2 separate regions of the Mus musculus genome follow, and region 1 is linked to region 2. Evidence: chromatin loops called from intact Hi-C (ENCODE). Cell type or tissue: left cerebral cortex. All regions are shown on one strand. Each heading gives the region's core, and the rest is flanking DNA. Links, peaks and the distances in the headings are about the cores only. Region 1 has its middle 200 kb from the start of Gm46834. Region 2 has its middle 250 kb from the start of Gm46834.

Evidence for each region. Hi-C counts contacts between places; a loop is a spot of excess contacts. Peaks named below come from ENCODE experiments on the same cell type or tissue, not always from the same donor. Only the 100,000 strongest peaks of a DNase experiment are listed, where the experiment ranks them.
Region 1: it touches region 2 in a loop (5-fold over the local background); 2 of 42 quality-filtered maps call a loop at or near these places.

The regions. Positions count from the first base shown.
Region 1 is chr3:39,907,574-39,910,495 of GRCm38, reverse strand. No RefSeq gene overlaps it. Among named protein-coding and RNA genes, the nearest start is that of Gm46834, 200 kb to the right of the region's middle. In left cerebral cortex, for the core only: no CTCF peak of the experiment used is centred there; DNase peaks (open chromatin) are centred at 625, 1,375 and 1,596; H3K27ac peaks cover 1,417 bases.
Region 2 is chr3:39,964,100-39,967,021 of GRCm38, reverse strand. No RefSeq gene overlaps it. Among named protein-coding and RNA genes, the nearest start is that of Gm46834, 250 kb to the right of the region's middle. In left cerebral cortex, for the core only: no CTCF peak of the experiment used is centred there; DNase peaks (open chromatin) are centred at 482 and 1,375; H3K27ac peaks cover 960 bases.

The DNA of each region.
Region 1 (2,922 bases), core at 193-2,692, 56 kb after region 2:
CAGGGGTGAAAAGAATAAATTCAGTGTCTTCTTGTTTGAGCTACTGGTCTCAAAACACTCAAAACCCCCACCCTTGTGCACAGTGTGCCCTGTTCAGATACACCAGTCTAGGGGCAGTGTCCTGGTGCTCAGCTCAGCGTAGCTGGGCTGAGCACGGAGAGAATGTGTGTCTAGACCTGATCACACTCCATGTTTGTTTTGCTCATCCCTGACTTTTTCTTTTGTGATCCATCTACATAGAAATCCCACTTCGCTTAACTTTTCTTTTCTTGATGACTTCTCACCAGTTGAAAGATGAGCCAGGGTGTGTTGGGTGACAGATTTTAGTCTGTTTTACTGTTGCTGAATTTTTTTTCCTGAAAGATCTTAGTTTTGAATTCCTGTATAATCATACATTTTAATGTATATTAGAAATATAGCTCTTTTCTAGCATGCCTGATTTGACAATTTTGTACTTTTACTTTGAAGAAAAATTCCCTCTGCAGCCTGAAAAGCCTGGTTTAATTCTTCTTTAGGTTTCTAAGAGACACCATTTTTCTTCTGATGACATCTGCTTGCTCATTTAAATTTTGCAACTTTGCAAGATTCTTTGGTGCTTCGGTTAAGGATTTTATTCTGTGAGGAAATTGTTATGTGGTTTCTTGGTGTGGCTTATTTCAAAGATCACCCAAAAAAGGGAATGAATGCATTCTCAATTTCAGTTGTAACACTGTGCACCCTCTACTTGATGAGGCCTGAGTCTCTGCTGCCTGATGGCTCTGAGGAGCTGGGCAGCTTGCTAGCACTCAGCTGCACTCAGTAAAAAATCAAGGGCTGTGCTACCAGGCCTAGATCTGCCTCCTTCAGTACTGCTGGGTCTAAATCAATCTCTCTAATTCTTGTTTTTAATCAAAGTCTAAGATGCATGCCCAGGTCATCATTTTTTCCCACATTAGAGATATACATATACTTTGTAACTCTTTCACCACTCACTGAGCACTTCAAACATCCCCACTGTGTGTGTACAAAGTTGTCTAACTGATGATTAATATGTGCTGCAAACTATTAGCAGCGGAATTAACAAGAAAAAGAATATGTGGCATTAATGGTAGCATGACTTTAAACTGATATTTCTAAAATTACTATTTTAATATATAATTATATATTAAAAGTACATTATATAAATGTAATATAAATATATGGTATACTTTTTAATACAAAGAATTTGAAATCTGGTGAAGGAGCAGGCCTTCTGGCATCCATTCCTCTCATCTTGGTAATACTACATTACCCAGACTGCTTTACAACTGATCCTCTGGGTATGACCTGGAATGATTCTGAGGCTTTATTTCTGAAGTGTGTGATTGCATTTCCACTTCTCTGGGTGCTTCCTTGGGATAAAACATTGGTGAGCAGTGATGGGGAGGCTCCAGCAGAATTGCTCTTTGCTTCCGCTGGTCCCTGGGCTCCAGCGATGTGGGGTTGTTTATCATAATTTTTAAAAATTGTTTTATTTATTTACATTCCAAATGTTGTCCCCATTCCCAGTACCCCCTCTAAGAGTTCTAACTAGGAGTGGTTCTCCACCCGGTTTGCTCCTCCTTTGAGCAAGCCTTATTTCAGAGCAGCTTGGGGATTTCTTTTTTGGAAAACATTCCCTGGCCTTACTTCTTCCCACACGACTTATGCTGTATTCTCTGCTAAGTGCCATCTCTCTGCCATTTAAACTTTCTACTGCTGGCTGAGAGAGTGTCCTTGTTGACATCATCATCAATTATCACCAAGCACATCCTAGATTCTCAGTAAATGCTCATTAAACACAAAGCTGAAGAGCAATGTGCTGTTGTGGCAACAAATGGGGCAGGTCGAGGGCATGTTACACAGCAGGACTTTAGCAACAGGACTCCTGGTACCCGGGGCACATACTGTATGTGTTGTACTGAGAAAAGCAAACACTGCAAACAAAGGCATGCCACCTGTCTCTAAACACCCCCTCATGATGTTGAGCTATGGAAGCACAACAGAGCTTCTGGCCTGGGATTCCCAGTGGGTATCTGATGACTCTTCATGGACACACTAGGAAAGCAGGGATTGAAATTGACCATCTACTTCACCCGTGCTTTGCCTTTTTCTACCTTATGGTGTTAATTTGGTATCAAATCATATGGAATTCTTGGTCCCAAGATGAAAACACTTTTATTTACTGGCTTAGGTAGAGCTTTCAAGTAACTTCCAACTGACAAGCCCCAAAGGAGCTTGTGGAGGGTGTCATGCATGTGTGTCTGTTGATTTCACAACTTGGGCATCAACCTTTTTGTCTCTTCAATTTGTGGTAATGAAAGGATCTGTTTTTAATAAATATCATGTATATATGTGTGGGACCATGAAAGGCAGCCTGTTTTGGTTGAGTGAAGCTTGCTCTAGAGACCCAGTAGAAAACTCTACAAGGGACGGAACAGTGAGACACATTCCCAGACATAGGCGCCTGACACCACGGAGACTCCAACTCCATAATTCTGTGACTGTAAGTCACTCAGACAATGTCCGAAGCTCCTAGAATTCTGGCTAGACTCCACCCTCACACTTACCTGACAATAGCCAGTTTTGCTCTTCCCAGCAGTTACTTGGCAGCAGCAAGGTAGCCCAACCTGCTATAAAAGGAGCTCCTTGGCCCCTCCTCTTAAGCACTTACCCCTCATTCTTATCTCTAACTTTCCTTCTACTCCTTCCCTCCCCCCTCTCTCCATGTGGCCATGGCCACTCTCTTTCTTTCTACCTTCTCTCTTTCTCTCTGTCTTCCTACAATAAAGCTCTAAAACTATAGACTGTCTCTGCTCATCAAGGCCCGCAGTACTTGAACTGATGGAATAGGTTTTCCTCTAAAGAGCTGCATCTAACCTCCCGCCAGAAGGCCTTCTTGCGCTCTAGCCATAGTCAGAACAA
Region 2 (2,922 bases), core at 321-2,820:
TATATATATATATATATATATATATATATATATATGTAAGTATAAAGAACAAAGAACGACAGAATTGTGTTTCTTAGACAATATAAGGAAATGGTGAGCTATTTGGGTTTTGAAAATGCTTTTCAGAAATCAACAGAGAAAAATGTACTTCTCTAAAAACAGAGTCTGTGTCTGCTGTGGAGCAAGCAGCTCATAACCCTTCTATCCATGAAGATGTTTACCTCTTCGATCCACCTGACAAGGTAGTACATGTTGCGTGCAGAGTTTTGTTTCTTCCCACAGCAGGTACTGTTCATATTTCTGCCATGGATCATTTTTTTTTTAACCCCCATGTCTAGCTTCCACAGTCTTTCCCAGCTTAAGACTCATGGATGTTGTGAGTTTGAATTTGGCCTCCCTAGTGTCTGATGGTGCCTGGGCTTGCTACATACTGGTCTAAAAATACACTGCAAGTTCTGCAAAGACATTGAAATTTTAGAATTTATTTCCTTATCTTTTCATATGTCGGCTACATTTTGTCTTCCTGCTCATCACAAGCAGGACAATCTGTTCTGTCTCTTTTTAAAGGAACCTGCCCTTCTTGGCATCTGGTATTTTTGTGATTCAGCTCTGATGAAGTCAGAGAAAGTTATCTGAATATAAAGAATAGGTATGCCTTATTGAGCACAAAAACCAATCAAACAAAAAAAAACCAACCAACCACCACCACCACCACCAACAACAACAAAAAACAGTTTCAGATACACAGAAAATTCTTTAATAATTAGATCTCTAATACAGTAGATGACAGAATACGTCCCTCAAGCTAGAAGTGAATCATGGGTAAGCACTTGGGCAGCTGTGATGAAAGGCAAACAAAAGGAATACATGAATAAATCTAGATGAACTGTGACCACCCTAAAAATAATAACGACTTTCAGATTTAACAACCTTATATAACTGCAGAAGCTAGGGCACAAGAAAGAGGCTGTAATAGAGTTAAATCATTCTAATTGCCTTGTATTATCCTGGAGAAATAATGGTGCTATTTAAAAAACATTACTCTTGGGGAATTTTGTGCACATGTACAATGAAATGCAACCATACCGAACCCTACTTCTTCCTTCTAAGTTCTGGATCCCTTCACACACATTCCCTTCCCAGATTCATGTCTTCTTGTTTTCCCCCAATTATCCATTAAATACAATTAGTTTTGCCCATATGTGCATGGGTGTGGGACCATCCACTGAAGCATGGGAAACCTAGAAGTAGCCACAGTCTCAAAAGAAGAGTGCTTCTCCCTCCTCCAGCCATGGTCAACTGCTGATATCTCTCTGGTTTGTGGTTTTGAGCTCCTTCCTCATCCATGCTGTAATGTCTTCTGGCTCGATCTTGTGCCAGTCTTGTGTAGGCAGCCACAGCTGCTGTGTTCATGAGTGTAATGCCATGCCATGTGCAAAAGATGTGGTTTCGTAAAATTCCTCCTCATCCTTCAGCTCTTAAATTCTTTCCTCCTTCTCTTCTCCAGTGTTCCATGAGCCCTTCCAGAGTTGTTGATGAAGGTGCCCTAGATAATGATGAACACTTAGCAGTCATTAATTTTTAATACTTTGATCAGTTATGAGCTCTATGTTGACTGCTACTAACTACAAAAATGATCTTTGCAAATCAAGGTTGAGAGTGGCCCATGTCTATGGGTAATCACCTAAATATTCAGAAGGTGTTTTAGCAATATGGGCATTTAATACTATAATGGTAGATTCAGTAGTAAGCACATAGTAAGTGCTATGACCTTCAAGCTTTTGATTAGTTTTATAACATGGAATCCCTTCTGTGGAGCAGACCTAAAATCTTACCAGAAAGCTGTTGGATATCCCATGAGAGTTATTGCACCAGTAGGCACAGCTTATTTTGTGGGTGGGTATCACAGTATGTATAGTTCAGTGCTGGGTGTGATCATTAATGCTTTCTTCCTGACCAGCCTGCGTAGCACCTTCTGGAACTGTGAAAGCTAACCAGAAAGGAGGATTCCCAGTCAGTTTGAGAATGAGTTCTTTGTATTACAGCCAAAGTTTGTGGTGTCTTTTGCAATGGTGTCTTACCATAGAGTTACAGTGGATCAACAAAAGGAACAGCAATCAACTGTGTAGTTTGGGGTGCTTCTGGGGTATTGCTCACCAGTAATGTGGGAGGAGAAATTCTATGTGTGGTTTAATAATTTTTGTTTGGATGAGGGAGTTTTGTTTGCATGAGAGATGGGTGAATGTAAAAAAGCTAAGGATATATGAAAAAGGCTTATGGAAACCCAGTTGTTTGTGAACTAATTTCAAAATATAAATTTCCAGAAAGGAGTTTAAGTTGCTCCTTGAAGGTTGTCTTGGAACTCCATCCTCTCTGTCTCTGTCTCTTTCTCCCTCTCCTTCCTCTCTCTCCCTTTCCATCTCCCTTCTTCTCTCTTTTTGGATGTCAGCAAAAGAGCAGCTTTGCCCTTTGGTGAACTCCCCACATGCATTCCCACTGTGATGTTCCACAATCTCAGGAAGCAGGAGACCACTGACCAGGGACTGCCAAACAGACACTGGCTCAGACTAAGGCTTCCCTTTCTACAATCTGACAGTGTCAGGTCTCATATCGTGGTGTCAGAAATCTAACATGGCCAAGTAAACACTAGGTAGAGTGTACGAATGACCAGCTTAAAGAGGAGATATCAATCAACGGGGGACAGAAGGGTTTGTTTGTTGAATTTTCATCCAGATTAACATGATTTATAACCATTAATTTCTTAAGCTAATCTTAAGAGCACATGGGGGTTGTGAAACCTAGAGCTCCTGTGCACAATGGTGAGAGTTCTTCTGGAGATCAAGGGACAGCACCTAAAGAGTTTATACTTTTATATGAAAATTATGAGACATATCATGGGTAATTTCTTGTCTAGGTTCATAA